3 separate regions of the Mus musculus genome follow, and regions 1 and 2 are each linked to region 3. A link is a loop called in an ENCODE intact Hi-C map of the cell type or tissue named here. Cell type or tissue: left cerebral cortex. All regions are shown on one strand. Each heading gives the region's core, and the rest is flanking DNA. Links, peaks and the distances in the headings are about the cores only.

Region 1 (5,064 bases), core at 478-4,477, 64 kb before region 3:
AAGAGACACATCATGAAATGGAGTTTTCACCACAGGCCTTAGTCATACTCTTTTCACTTTCTACCCCAGGGATAAAATCCATTTAAAGCCAAAGAAATGCACAGACCCACAGGACAGCAATGAGCCCTTGGAAGAGCTCAGGATCCAGGGACCAGTTACCTAACGGGGTGGGCTGCTACAGTGGCTCTGCCAGAGACCCCAGAAAGTGGTTGGCAGGTGTCTGCAGCACACTGCACGTGCCTGCTTCAGTGTACATGGCATGCTGCCCACCATCAACACAATGGCAACACAAAAACACAGATCTTGCCTCACAGCAACTAAATGAGAGTTTATTCTGGAGCCAAATACCAGTGTAATGGACCAGAGAACACAGAGAAGGTTACCCCAAATTCCATGCTCCAAAGGAGTAACAGTACGGAATTTTTACAGTAGCGGAACAAAATGACCAGCCAAGGCACTGTTCTGATGTGTTAGTAGAAACTTCGGGTAGGCAGGTTACAGCAAAGGAGAGCAATACCTGCTATAGGCCTCAGGCTATCTGATGGCAGTTCTTGGCTGAAGGTGAAAGCTATGCATATGTTTATACATTCCAAAGAGGACTGTGCCTGATAGCCACAAGGGTGTCAGGTCAAATGCAAATGTGGGCAATAAATGGCTATTTAGAGGGTTAAAGGCAGTTCAAGATAATTTAACTCTAGGCCTGCAACATTCCACTTACCCATGATCATTTAAGTTTTTATCAGTTAGTCAGCTTGTTAGAATGTTTAACATAGTTTCGGCTTTTTTATTTTAATTTCTGGAATTTTGATTCAAAGCATCAGGCAGCCCTGGCACAAAGGACAGCATACCCCATGTTTTTGGCTGCATATTCCAGTAACCCCGGTCACCTATCCCAGCCTAAGCCAACTGAGTCTGGTGGTCCTGTGAGATTTAAGCAAGACAGTTTGAAAGGCTCATAAGTCTGCACTGCCAAGTGGACCCAGAGTCTTGCTTCCTTGAAAACAATAAAATTAAGATAGACATAACATAGTGGTTTTTAGCCTGTGGGCTGCAACCCCCTTAGGGGTCACACAACTATTTCACAGGGATCACCCAAGACCTTCAGAAAACATAGATATGTACATTACAATTCATAACAGTAGCAAAACTACAGTTACAAAGTAGCAATGAGGGCTGGAGAGATTGCTCTGCAGTTAAGAGAACTGACTGCTCTTCCAGAGGTCCTGAGTTCAATTCCCAGCAACCACATGGTGGCTCACAACCATCTGTAATGGGATCTGATGCCCTCTTTTGGTATGTCTTAAGACAGTAATGAAAATAACTTTTGGTTGAGGGTCACCACAACATAAGGAAGTGTATTAAAGGGTTGCAGCATTAGGAAGGTTGAGGACTACTGATGGACCACCTTTAGAAGCCCTTCAAGTGGATCTCTGTACCCAAGTTCACTCAGTGGCTCAGATCCCACAGACAAAACTCTCCACTTTGTTCATATCATTTCCAATAGCAAAGTTACAGATAGCCTACGATTCCAGAAAACAAGCCTGCTGGGTTGGTAAGAAATAAATTGTTACTCAAAGCAGGAGGTCATTATAACATTTTAATAGCTGCAGTATATCCTTGGGAAAATATTATTTCCTGTTAATTTTACAGCTGGCTTTTTCTGTGCCTGTTATTCCAGCCTAATAAACAGTAGGGAAGATTTTTACAATCCAACCTAATTTTTAGGTTGCAAGGGACAAACAATGGAGGAAGTGAGTAGGCAGGAAGAAACTGAACCGTGAGCCTCACAAAGCAAGGCGAGACCATTATGTTGAAGACAACAGATTTAAATTATGAAACTGTCCAACAAAGTAGCCCTAGACACAAAGTAGCCCTAGACACAATGTAGCCCTAGACACAAAGTAGCCCTAGACACAAAGTAGCCCTAGACACAAAGTAGCCCTAAGACACAAAGTAGCCCTAGACACAAAGTAGCCATTTGCATGAGTTAAAACTAGTTTCATTTAAAATGGCATTCATTTAGGGTGTTATGTGTCATTTGTATCAAATTCAGGGCCTTTGTCATTTGTATCAAATCTAGGCAAACACTTTACCACTGAGGTTCTACTATGAAGTCCAGTCTGACCTCAGACTCATGTCCCTCCCATCTCCAACTCCTGGAACACCAAGGCCGCCTACAATTTTTACTTCTTACATGGCATTTAGCCATGTGTCAAGTCGTCACACAGTTACAACGGTATTGGACTATGAAGGTAGTGAACATTTTTATTATTGCTTAATTAAGTTGGACATACTGGCGCAGACCTGTAATCGCAGCACTTGGGACACACACACACACACACACACACACACGCACACGCAGCTTGGATTTGACAGCAGGACATAAGGCGATCTGAGTGTTGACTAGCGGAGGAGCAATTGCAGACAACTTAGTGTTCTTTCTAAAATACAAGCTAGCTACTGTGTCATTTATGCGTCCTTAGAACCAACCAGCCCTAGTTTAGAGCCCAGGCTCCACCTCCTCACCGCCCGGACCCGCTGCGGAAGACCTCCTCTGTCTCCAAACTCCAACTCCCAATATGCCCTTCTGCGACCTCACTCTCCGACTTTCCGGAAATGTAGTTTTTACTAGGGCAAAGCACAGCGCCCAAGCCTCTGCCTTCCGCCCCTCTGGCGCTTAGTGCGGCCACTGTAAGTGGTCGAATGCGGCAGCCTCTCTGCCCTTCGCTGCTCTGAGGCTGTGGAGACGCCTACATCCGAGGGAAAGCCCTAGGGGGCCGCAGTGGCAGAGTGGCCACAACCACTAGGGGGCTACAAGGCAGCTAAGTCTATCAGGAGCTCGGGGCGTGCTCGCTGGAAAGCGCACGCGCAAATACGAGCCTCGCTGCCTCGGTAAACAGCAAAAAGGCGCCTGCGCGATGAGGTCCTCGAGTTGGACGCGCGGGGGCGCCGGAGCAAAGATAACAGTAACGTGTAGTAACGGATCTGTCCACTCATCTTTCCACGAACCTTTTATTGTTTGCAAATCACAGTCCCCCCCCCCCCCGTTGCCTTGACCCTCACACCGGATTTACAAAGAGAATTAAGGACCAGAGTAGGATTTCAGAGCTATAGCCCAGCCTCCACTTTTGACTTGCTGTGTGACTTGTGTAAATTGCTTCCTTGGGAACCTAAGCTTTCTCATTTATAGATGGAATGAGCTTGTTGGAAAGATCAAATGAGACCCAAGGATGAAAATGAAACCCCCAAGCAGTCTGTAAAGGCAGACGATTATTACAGTTAGTTGATTGCAGGCTGAGAGACCCATTTCCTCTTTTTTGCAAATTGCAAGCCTGAAGGCACCAAATAGGTCCAGGGCTAGCCCAAGTCACTATGTGAACTGGGGCTAGAACCCAGCTTTTTTTGCCTTTGAGCCTGGAGCTCTTCTTCACACCGAAAAGACTAGCTTTTATTGGGTGTACATTTAGTAAGCCCGCTTGAAAAGGTGAGTCACTATTCCACTTCTGACCCAACTAGGCATGAGGGAGGCCTGGCTACTCAGAGTTGACCAACAGTCTCAGGAAGCAAAGGAGGATCTGAACATCCAGGAAAGAAAAAAGAAAAAAAGAACAGTGTAGACCGACGGTTCTCAACACGTGGGGTGCAACCCCATTGAGGTTGCATGTCAGATATCCTGCATATCAGATATTTATATTATGATTCATAACAGTAACAAAATTATAGCTCTGAAGTAGCAATGGAATACTTGTTATGGTTGGGGTTCACCACAATATGAGGAACTGTATTAAAGGGTTGCAGCATTAGGATGGTTGAGACCCACTGGTGTAGCTGGAGCTGTGTAAACCCTGCTTCTCAAAGTAGTATCCCAAGTACGGCAGATAAGGTGCATCACCAAGGGAAATGGACTCGAAATGGACAGGAATGGGGAGGGCCCCTGACTGGGGTGTACTGGTGTGTAAGCTGTGATCACGTTGGTTGGGGCCAGCAGCAACTAGCAATGGTAGTGGAGCTGGCCTGGTTGATGACAGGAAATATTTCACACTGAAATGAGGCTTTAAGAACCTCTGGGACATGTAGAGGAATAAGGTGGCACCATGGACACACAGGGCACACACATGATCAAGCAGCTGTCCGCTAGGGAAGTACACTTTTCTATGTCTCTCTGCCTTGCAGCAGGAAGCTTTCTGCATCTGTTTTTGGAGCATTCTAAGAGGCTCTGAGGGTAAACAGATGAGGGAAAATCTGGGAGTCACTGAGGTCTGGATGCATACGGGGCCACCTTGGGTAACTCAGGAAAGGTAGGTACATGTAGAAACAGAAATCCAACATCTGAGTTACCTTGGGTAACTCAGGAAAAGTGGGTACGTATAAAAACAAAAATCCAAGCTCTGTCCCACCCACCTCCAAATGTCTAGTCCTGTGGCCCCCACTGATTGATTTTTCAGCCAGGAAACCAAAGCTAAAGGCAAAGGAAGGCTGGGGATGCAGCTCAATTGGTAGAATCCGTTCCTAATGTGTACGGAGCCCTGGATTCAGTCCCCAGCACTGCATAAACTGAATATGGTGGCATATTTTCATAATCCCAGTACTTAGGAGCTAGAGAGAGGAAGATTAGAAACCCAAGGTCAGCCTCAGCTACACAGCAAGTTTGAGGACTACCTGGCATGTGACACATAAGACCCCCTCACAAAAAGCATGAGTGGGTGGAGATTGTGTCTCTCTGTCTCGCTGTCTCTCCCTCCCTCTCTCTTTCTCCCTGCCCCCCATTTCTTTCTTTCTTTTCCTTCTTTCTTTCTTTCTTTTTTTTTTTTTGATATCATTTTTTTTTCCGTGACAGGGTTTCTCTGTGTACTGTGGGTTTCCCTGGTTGTCCTGGAATTCACTCTGTAGACCAGGCTGACCTTGAACTCAGATCCAACTGTCTCTACCTCCCAAGTGCTGGGATCAAAGGCGTGTGCCACCACCACCCCAGGATTCCCTTTTTGAGATGGTGTATTATGTAGCCCACACTGGCTTCAAACCTGAAGATTTCTTCCTTCCTCAGCTCCAGAGTTCTGTGTATGC
Region 2 (5,064 bases), core at 478-4,477, 450 kb before region 3:
AGAGAGGAGGCCACAGATCTGCAGGCTGGTCCCTGCCTTTCCTCACCAACCCCAAATGCCCAAGCTCCTGAGGCATGTGGTCTCCTGTCTACAGCTTTGTCCTCTGCTCCATGGCTGAATCCCAGAATCTCAGACTCATATCCTAGTATCTTACACCCAAAGGGAGACATTAAGATTGCTTTTTAAAAAAATTATTAAGCCGGGCATGGTGGTGCACGCCTTTAATCCCAAGCACTTGGGAGGCAGAGGCAGGAGGATTTCTGAGTTCGAGGCCAGCCTGGTCTACAGAGTGAGTTCCAGGACAGCCAGGGCTACACAGAGAAACCCTGTCTCAAAAAACCAACCCCCCCCCCAAAAAATTACATGTATGTATTTGTGTACGTGTGTCCATGCATGTCACATAGCGCCTATATAGGTCAGAGGATAGCTTGTAGAAGTTGGTTCTCTCCCACACCGTGAGTTCTAGAGACCAAGCACAGCTTGTTGGGCTTAGTGGCTCGCACCTTTACCTGCCGAGCTAGCTTGCGAGCTTGGCAGAACTAACATTTCTTGAGCATTATTAGGCAGCAATATGACATTGGGGTGGACCTTGCCCCATCCGGTACGCTGCGGCAATTTCTAAGTGCTTGTTTTAATTCCAACCACATACTAACTTCAGGATGAAACAGATCTCTAGCACGTAGTTCCCACTTTCTCATCTGTCCCCCAGCTCCCAGCTCTGCCCTTGGTGAAGACAGTCTGGCCCAATCATGGCTTCTCCCAAGGCTCCCACTTTCCCCAGCTCTGAGCTCTTCAGCAAACTTCCCTTCTTGGGAGATGCTTCACTTCGATGTCTAGTCAACAAACCTCAGGCAAGCCGCCTCTAGAGGCCAAGCCTATTCCCAAAGGACTCAATGACATATTTGTCCCTGCCCTTCCAGGTCTGGGCTCAGCCTTCCTCTGGGCCCCATGCGCCTCAGACACTGAGATCCTTGCCAAAAGCTCCTGGATGCAAACCTTCCCTGTGTGTCCCCACTGGCCATCAAGGGTTCACTGTTGACTGCTTCACAGGAGAAGACAAAGAAACACGGAAAGAAATGAAGGTTGAATTAAATGCAGCGGGCCTGAGACATCCCCAGGACCAGCTCCTATAGGGGACCTTGGTGAATATGATGTCTTACAAGGCAGGAGGGACTCTGCAAGTGCCACTAAGGGTCCTGAGTCACCCAGGTGGAAGGTCTGGGTGAGGGAGTGGTGGCGATGCTATGTTGCCAGCTCTGAGACTGAGTTAGAGGCCACACCGAGGAGCACTGGCACCCACCCATGACTAGCAAAGGCAAGGGAACTTATTTTCCTCTAAACCCAAGAAGGAAACAGCCCTTCTAGCACCTACATTTCAGCTCCATGAATCCCATATCAGGCTTCCAACCTCAGGAACTATGAAATGCTGTTTGAAGCCACTGACCTGTGATAATCTGTTACTGCAGCAACACACCATGCCTAGCAGCCTCCGTTTGTCTGTCCCACCTCAAGTCCCTCTGCAGCCACCTCAGCCTCTCCATGCCCAGGGATGGTTTTAAAAGTCTGCTGATCTGGGCTGGAGAGACAGGTCAATGGTTATGCACACTCGTTGCTCTTGCGGAAGACCTGGATTCAGTTCCCAGTACCCACATGATGACTCACAACCATTCACAACTTCAGTTCCAGGGCATCTAACACCTTCTTCTGCCTTCTTTGGGCATCAGGCATGCACACGGTGCATATACTTACATACATGGAGGCAAAACACTCATACACATAAACACTTAAAATACATAACAAGAAGTCTGTGTTTCCCACCCTGAGCTGGAAGTCCTAATGTCCTGTGCACAGAAGCCTCACTATTTGGGATACAGGCCTCAGAGAGCACCATGGCCTGTCCCACAAGGGGAAGCAGCTAGAGAGTGGAGCAGAGGCCTCAGCAGTGTGTGGCCCAGCCTGACAGCACTTCCTGGTCTTCAGGAGATGTTCTTGCCCATCACAGCTGCGGCAGCCCCAGCATCCCTGGAAAGCTTAATCGTGGGGCTCAAGGTCACGAAGGCACTCGTGGCTCCAAGGGTATGGGACTCCAAGGGTAAGGCCCATAGGAAGGACATGGTGAGAGGCGGCTGCATCCCTGGTCTCCTAACTCCTTGGGCAGACCTCCCCGCAGTCTGCCAGATAACCCAGTGAGGCCCTACACTACAGATCACCCCAGCGAACCCTACAGCTCCTGGAGAGCCATCTGGGAGTTTAAACAGCCTGCATGTCACGAACTGGGGCTCAGAGTCCAGCAGCCTGGCACTGTCTTTCAGCCTTTGTCCACTCCTAGGAGGCCTCCGAGGCCTGAGAAGTGGTGGGGTATCAGGTCCTGTGGGGGAAGGCATCCTCTCTGACTAGCTTGTGCTTTCCAGAGGACCCGGGGCCCCCATTTCAGGGCCTGCCAGCAAGGCGCCAGGCTTCCTGGGCACATTTCCCAATGAGTGTGCCAGGGTTACAAGTCTTTCTGGGAAACACAGGCTCCCCCTTCCCCCGGACTGCCACCACCATCTCTGCCAACTTGACTCACTGGGAATTCTGAGGCCAATGTATGACCTGGAGGCAGGACACCTAGGGCCACATTACTTGTGAGCCATGGAGCCCTGGGCAAAACTCTTCTGGCTTTGAGCCTGCTTCTTCACCCAGCTTGGGATTAGATGGGAGGGCCAGGGCTGTAGTGGTTGGCAAAAGCTCCCCGTTCCAGAGACACAAGTTGGTGCTGGGGAGGGGTCACAGTGGCTGCAGTGCATGTCACACACCTGCCTGCCGTACATGGTGCTACCACCCGAGTCACTGGGGCCCGAGGTGCCCTCTTAGCCTCTGAGTTAAGTCCCTGTAGGGCAGCAGTTTGTCATCTTGCCCTCCTCAGTGGTTCCTCTCATACCTCACAAGCTGCTGGAGTAGCTTCTACTCTGGAGCCTCCCAGGGATGGACAAAGGCGGAAGGGTAGTGCCAGGATGCTGAGCTCTGAGCCCCAGTTCATGACATGCCAGCCTTCTGAACACCCAGATGGCCCTCCAGAAGCTGTAGGGCTCTCTACTATTTTTTTCCTCTTTGAAACAGTGTCTTATTACACAGCCCTGTCTAGCCTGGAACTTGCTATGCAGACCAGGCTACTCGCAAACTCAGAAGCCCCTGCCTTCTGAGTGCTGGGATAAAAGGCATGTGCCACCACTACTACATCGAGCAGACAGTAGCGCCTTGTTCTCTTACGTACTAGATGTCTAGACTCCTGGGCTTCAGTTGAAACACCCCCTCCACATCTCTGCCTAGCCCCGGGCTGGCATCATTGCTTACTTCTGTGGCCTTCTGACTGGTTTCAGGGCTTCCATGCTTGACCCTGCTATCTAGCTCCACACAGCATCTTGGGTCATTATCTTACTCCGAGCCCTCTGACGCTGACTAGCTAGTTCTCACTTCAGATAGACGCCAAGTCTTCCCAATGGCTTACAAGATCTATCCTCACTACCCAGCGTCCATTCCTCGGGACCTTTGCTGTGTTCCTTTCTTTCCACAGTCTGCTTCCCTGCCAACCCTGGACCCCAAGAAAGCTACCTGACTTCCTCCCCCATTTCTTTTGGACTTCAGATGTTACCACCTCCGCTCACAGGCCTCTCTAGACCCCATGATCTAAAATAGTACCCCAGTCTGTTATCTTCAACTTGTTTACCCTGTTTTATTTTTCTCCCCCGAACCTTCTGTTCTCTGACAGTGTCCTCCTTTGGAGATATGTGTCCTTACCAATCTGGAAGGGCCATAAAAGCAGGCCTCTGTTTTGGGAACTGTTGCTTTTTCTACACTAGAATGGTGCCTGACTCAGCGACCGGGTGCTTGGGATATTATATATAGTGCATAGATGCTAAATCCAAACTTCTATTGCAACAACTTGTCCGGAAAAGCCTCCTCCTGGCCTCTTGCTCATGCCATGCCCTCCTTCTAGAACCTGTCCTTCTCCCAGGATCCAAGGCCTGCATGCAAACTGCTTCTTCACTTCACCAGCTTCCTCTACCAGCCAGCAGACAGCCATCCTAAACTTCTTCTAGATTCTCAGCCGAGAGCACCTCTGTTCCCAGGCTGCCTGGGGATGGCTCCATCCCACTGCAGTAGCAATCAGCCGGGGAGGAAGGAAAGCAGGGGGGACAAGTCCCTAACACTGGCAGAGGGGGCTGGGGACAGGATTAGCTGCAGCGTCTCAGATCCAGCTGTTTCCAGAAATGTCGGGCTGGAAAATGTCACACTCAACTCTGGTCCCTCCCCCACCTCTTCCCCGCTGGGTGGGCTCTCATTCCTGGAGAGCAACCTTTCTCCTCCAATACCACAGGGTCCTAGGAAAGAAGGGGGGCAGGGAATAAACCCTGAAAAGGACAACCCTTTTGCCTGTCCTCCCCCATCCCACCCTCCTGCTGGGTGACAAGACTTTAATTATAGATATTTGGTACTACTCAGAATTCCAAAAGTCCTTATCACCTCATCCCCTCCCCACGGAAGCAGTTTCCATGGGGGGTGGGGAGGAATCACAGTAAAGAGCCAAGGAGGGGCAGGAGGAAAACTTGTCTCCACAAGTCCCCGCCAAGGGGGAGCCAGCCAGACAAAAGTGGTGGGAAGGGCTGCCGCCCAGCCCCGCAGAACGCAGGGGCATCTGGGCAGGCTGAGGTGGGTGCCAGGGCTGCTGTTGAGTGGGAGAGGAACAAGGCCAGAGGTTCTAGGGCTTGGGTCCAGCTCTGCCTGGCCTTGTGGTGTGACCTTGGGCTCAGCATTCTCCCTTTTTGGGTCTCAGAATTCTTCCTACCTCACACCAGGCCCTGGTGAATTAAATATCACCACGAACACATTCAAGCTGCTACAATACAACGTGTAAGTGATGCCCCAACTGTTCCTGACTTATGCCCCTTCTCAGATGGCAGGCCAGTCTCACTTGGAAACTGGGAACAACCCCTTGATCCAGTCTCTTTAAGACACTGATAAGCTAGGATTCAGAGAGACTCCAATACTCTGAACACTCCATCTTACACATAACAAGAAACCACT
Region 3 (5,027 bases), core at 1,028-5,027:
AGAGGCTCTCAAGTTCTTGATATGAGGGTGAGTTCCCACTGCTCAGTGCCTGGTGTGAGGGAGAGTTCCCACTGTCCAGTGCCTGGTGTGAGGGTGAGTTCCCACTGCTCAGTGCCTGGTGTGAGGGTGAGTTCCCACTGCTCAGTGCCTGGTGTGAGGGAGAGTTCCCACTGCTCAGTGCCTGGTGTGAGGGAGAGTTCCCACTGTCCAGTGCCTGGTGTGAGGGTGAGAGTTCCCACTGCTCAGTGCCTGGTGTGAGGGTGAGTTCCCACTGCTCAGTGCCTGGTGTGAGGGTGAGTTCCCACTGTCCAGTGCCTGGTGTGAGGGTGAGTTCCCACTGCTCAGTGCCTGGTGTGAGGGAGAGTTCCCACTGCTCAGTGCCTGGTGTGAGGGAGAGTTCCCACTGTCCAGTGCCTGGTGTGCGGGTGAGTTCCCACTGTCCAGTGCCTGGTGTGAGGGTGAGAGTTCCCACTGCTCAGTGCCTGGTGTGAGGGTGAGTTCCCACTGTTCAGTGCCTGGTGTGAGGGAGAGTTCCCACTGCTCAGTGCCTGGTGTGAGGGTGAGTTCCCACTGCTCAGTGCCTGGTGTGAGGGAGAGTTCCCACTGTCCAGTGCCTGGTGTGAGGGTGAGTTCCCACTGTCCAGTGCCTGGTGTGAGGAAGTGTTCCCACTGTCCAGTGCCTGGTGTGAGGGAGAGTTCCCACTGTCCAGTGCCTGGTGTGAGGGTGAGTTCCCACTGTCCAGTGCCTGGTGTGAGGGAGAGTTCCCACTGCTCAGTGCCTGGTGTGAGGGTGAGTTCCCACTGCTCAGTGCCTGGTGTGAGGGAGAGTTCCCACTGTCCAGTGCCTGGTGTGAGGGAGAGTTCTCATTGTCCAGTGCCAGGCTGCTTTGATGACTGAGTCAATGAACGAATGGATGAACAAATTAATGTGTTTGTTTGTTTGTTTGCTTGTTTTTTAACTCTGTCTTGGTGGTAGGGGAGGGGATTGCACAGAAGGCCAGGATCCAGAGGCTGTGTGGCCTGGAACCTTCAGGGGCTCCTTTCCGAGGGGTCTTCCCCCCTCCCCCCAGGCACTCCACTTAAGGGACATGGAGGCCAGCAGTGTGGCCTTCCATCCCACATGTGCTCACTGAGCCTCCAAACCTGGCCCTCACCTGGGGATAGGTGCCTCACAGGGATTGGGCCCTGGCCTGTGTCTTGCAGAGAAGAGTGAGTACGGGTGTCTTGCCTAGTACCGACCATGCCATTTCTCATGGCAGTAGCTGAGCCTGTAGGTAGGGGGTGTGATGGCTGTAGAGGAGATGATATGTGAAGAAACCTTGAGTAGATGCTACAAACACAGGGACTCACAGAGTAGGGAGACGAGGGTTATTCTGTCAGGCCTGGCAGCTCAGCTTTGCCTGGTATGTAGTCACAGTGTAGATCTACAAGAATAGAACTGGGGTTGGGCATTGTGGCACACACCTATCGTCTCAGTGCTCAGGAACCTGAGGGAGGAGGACTGATGTAAGTTCAGGCTAGCCTGGGCTACGTAGTAAGTTTAGGGCTAGTTCAAGGCCAGAGCCAAAGAGGCACATAGCAAAATCCAGGGTCAAAACATGAAAGCCACTAACAGCGAGAGAATAGACTTTGAGTTCATGGCATAAGCAGGTCTGGGTATTTCAGTTTTCAGCTTTCAAGGCTTTTGTCTTTCAGGATTGTAGTCTCTGGGATTTAGGCTTTAGATTTTGTTCTGTTGGAATTCTGCCTTTGAAATTATAACATTCAGGATTCGAACCAGCATAGTGTGGAAGCTCACAGAGCGACACTGTTGGCCATGTTCCCCGGGTTGCTGCGCCTCTCACCTGTGACCTTCTGTTCCAGGTCTGAGCCTAGCCCTGGGCCTCTGCTGACAGAAGCCATGGCAGAGGGTTACGATGCCGCACTGTCTGTAGCTGAGTGGCTGCGGGCACTTCACCTGGAGCAGTACACGGCACTCTTTGAGCAGCACGGACTGGTGTGGGCCACCGAGTGCCAAGGCCTCAGCGATGCTGGCCTGCTAGACATGGGCATGCACCTCCCCGGCCACCGCCGCCGCATCCTGGCTGGTCTTCACCGCGCCCATGCACCCCCAGTCCCTCTGCCTCGCCCCGCCCCACGGCCCGTGCCGATGAAGCGACACATCTTCCGTTCACCACCTGTGCCCGTCACTCCACCAGAGCCGCCGCCCACAGCTGGAGAGGATGAGGGTCTGCCTGCCGCTCCACCTATCCCACCCCGCAGGAGCTGCCTCCCACCTGCCTGCTTCACTCCGACATCCACAGCCGCCCCAGATCCTGTGCTGCCCCCACTGCCTGCCAAGAGACACTTGGTAGAACCCAGCGTTCCTCCTGTCCCTCCTCGAACCGGACCCCCCTACCCACAGGCCAGGTGAGTGACATCACGGCTGGTGGGTGGAAAGACCTAGAATGCAGAGGAACCAGGGTTGGAGGAATGACCCTGACTGCTGGTGGGGACACAGGTTTAGAGAGAAGAGAGCAGGGCCAGGCCAGGGCAGAGTTGGGTAAGGGGCAGACGGGAGGATAGCCAGGACTTAAGGATACCTAGATATGTGTAGAAAGAGCAGGGGAGCCACCAGGGTCGCGAGTGTCTATCCCAGCAATAGGGGGGACCCAAATCCCAGGACCTGTCTGAGCGGCAGCCTGCTTAACCTGCTTACTGTCGGTCCTCTTCAGAATTCCTTCTCCTCTCTCCAGCTAGTCTCCTCCTTGCTTCCCCGAACTTTTCCCACTTTCTATGGACACTCCACTACTCATTCCTCCCAGCTCTCGGCTGTTTGCTCTGGTGCCAGCCAGAGAAGCGTCTAAAGTCAGGCTCCTTTGGAGTTTTGAAGGGATGTGCTGTCAGAGGTCTCTTGTCCTTGTCACTGCTGGACGGTGTTGGTGAATTTCATTGATGTCTGCAGCAAGCCTTCTGTGGAAGGTGGGAATTGTGTTCTGATTTCTAGCTGGGAACCTGAGGCTTGGGAAGGACTAGCTGGATCCATGCAGGCGTGTGGGAGTGATGGGAGGTGGGGGCAGGGTGCACTTTTGTGGAGAAAACCTGTGAGGTTTTGTCCATCTAGAGAGTAGCATTGAGTCAGAGGATCTTCTAGCCCAAGCCAGGTCTGAAATTATGAGATGTAATTGATGGAAGAAATCACAAGATGTTTTTTGTTTCCTGGATCCTTGGGACCCTGTTTCCACAGTATAGATTCATGGTTCTTAGTGCTATTGTACCCTCTAGTGGCCATTCTCCTGAGTGCAGAAGAGAGAGAGAGAGAGAGAGAGAGAGAGAGAGAGAGAGAGAGAGAGAAGACTCAGAGTTGCTGGAATTCAAGATACCCTGGATTTACCATGCCACATCCCTTTTCTCCTGCCTTCTCCTAACCCAGGGTGTAGATTTTGATTTTTTTTTAACCTTAATTTTAAATGTTTTAACCTCCTTTCAAGTCCACCATCCACCAGAGGTAATAGAAAAGAAAGGTTATTAGTATATGGGAGCAGTGGACCTGTTTAGAAATTCTTTTTTGGAGCAAATCTCATTTGAATTGTTAGGATACCAGTAGTTCAGGTCACAGAGATCATCAGTGGCAGCTCGATCGACTCCTGAGCATTTTACAAGTTTACTAGCAGTCTAGTTGGTAGTGTCAGGTTAGCAAACAGGAATCAGTAGCGGTGGCAGGACCTAGCAGTGACAGCCGGGTCTCAGCTGAATTGGCATGAGTCAGCAGGAGGGACCAGGACCATCAGAGAAGGCAGGGGCATTTTTTTTTTCAAGACAGGGTTTCTCTGTATAGCCCTGGCTGTCCTGGAACTCACTTTGTAGACCAGGCTGACCTTGAACTCAGAAATCTGACTACCTCTGCCTCCCAAGTGCTGGGATTAAAGGCATGCGCCACCACTGCTCCGCCAGGAGAAATTCTTGGCTGTGCCTTTCTCAGTGAAGCAGAGATCAAGAAGCCCCTGTCTCTGTCCGTTGGGTCCTTTTTATACTCCCCCCAAAAGTCATGCGTCTTCCACGGGTCTTGTCTCAGCGTGTGAGTCTGTCTTAGCAAAACTTCACGTGAGTCTGTATCTGCTGACGTCACTCTGTCAATTGTCCTGCGTCTGTGGAAGTGGCAAGAAGCCGTGGGAACCTCTCGAGAAGTTTTTTTGGTGTGTTTCTCTCTATGGAATCATGACAAACAAAGTCCAACAATGCGATGTAAGGTGGATGAATACACGCGTGTGGTTATTGAAGAATCCTTCATCGTGCACCGTTTCACGTCCTTGCTTTAGCAGAACGTCTTTTTACCTGTGTCTGCCTCAGGAAAACACTCTTTCACATGTTTGCCCCAGCAAAACACCATCTGACACAACTGACTTTCCAAAGAAACCATTAAGTTTCCACTTCACCAGGGTAACCCTCCAGCGATGTTTTAGGAAGGGAGAGGCCTTTAGAAGAAGACAATGGGAAGAATTCAGCTGAGATAAAATTTTAGACTATAGACCAAGGTCTATAAGCAAATCAGGAAAAGAAAACAAGAATGGGGTTTCCACCCTCTGTCTTCTGCCCTCTGCCCCCCAGGACCTGATGTCCTCTGGCCTCTGCCCTCTGCCCTCAGGACCTGATGCCCTCTCTAACTTATCTGGGCCCTCTGTGGGTCTCCTGACACTTGTACTTATTCAGGAAACTCTTAGGGTAAATAAAAATCTTATCCGAAGCCCTGAGTCCCAGGATACAAGGTTCCACTCTCACAGTCTGAATGCAGGTACTTGGCCAGGATATGGGGAGTCAAGGCCTCTAAGACATCGGGTTCTTCAGTAGTCATGGGGCTGGGGGGATTATAAAATGGTGTAATACTTGCAAGAAATCTCTGTGCATTCTTCATGGTTTTTTTTTTTTTTTTTGCTTTGGTGTTTGTTTGTTTGTTTGTTTGTTTTTCTGTGCTTTAGGATCAAGCTCAGGGCTATGCCTATGCTAGGCAAGTTCTCCACCACTGCTCTGTGTTTCCAGCCCCATCTCTT

What was found. A loop is a pair of places that touch in the nucleus more often than their neighbours do. Peaks named below come from ENCODE experiments on the same cell type or tissue, not always from the same donor. Only the 100,000 strongest peaks of a DNase experiment are listed, where the experiment ranks them.
Region 1: it touches region 3 in a loop (8-fold over the local background); 30 of 42 quality-filtered maps call a loop at or near these places.
Region 2: a loop joins it to region 3, with 2.3 times the contacts of the local background. A loop is called at or near these places in 2 of 42 quality-filtered maps.

Annotation. Positions count from the first base shown.
Region 1 is chr7:101,307,990-101,313,053 of GRCm38, forward strand. No RefSeq gene overlaps it. Among named protein-coding and RNA genes, the nearest start is that of Atg16l2, 8.4 kb to the left of the region's middle. In left cerebral cortex, for the core only: a CTCF peak has its summit at 2,820 (motif pointing right); DNase peaks (open chromatin) are centred at 2,594, 2,869 and 3,326; H3K4me3 peaks cover 1,106 bases; H3K27ac peaks cover 1,380 bases.
Region 2 is chr7:100,920,585-100,925,648 of GRCm38, forward strand. All of the region lies in intron 1 of Arhgef17 (Rho guanine nucleotide exchange factor (GEF) 17), which reads right to left. Among named protein-coding and RNA genes, the nearest start is that of Arhgef17, 9.0 kb to the right of the region's middle. In left cerebral cortex, for the core only: no CTCF peak of the experiment used is centred there; DNase peaks (open chromatin) are centred at 2,461 and 3,785; H3K27ac peaks cover 2,568 bases.
Region 3 is chr7:101,371,093-101,376,119 of GRCm38, forward strand. Arap1 (ArfGAP with RhoGAP domain, ankyrin repeat and PH domain 1) reads left to right here. Exons shown (of 34, transcript NM_001040111.1): 3 at 1,864-2,409. The coding sequence starts at 1,901. Among named protein-coding and RNA genes, the nearest start is that of Gm35219, 19 kb to the left of the region's middle. In left cerebral cortex, for the core only: a CTCF peak has its summit at 3,256 (motif pointing left); a DNase peak (open chromatin) is centred at 3,246.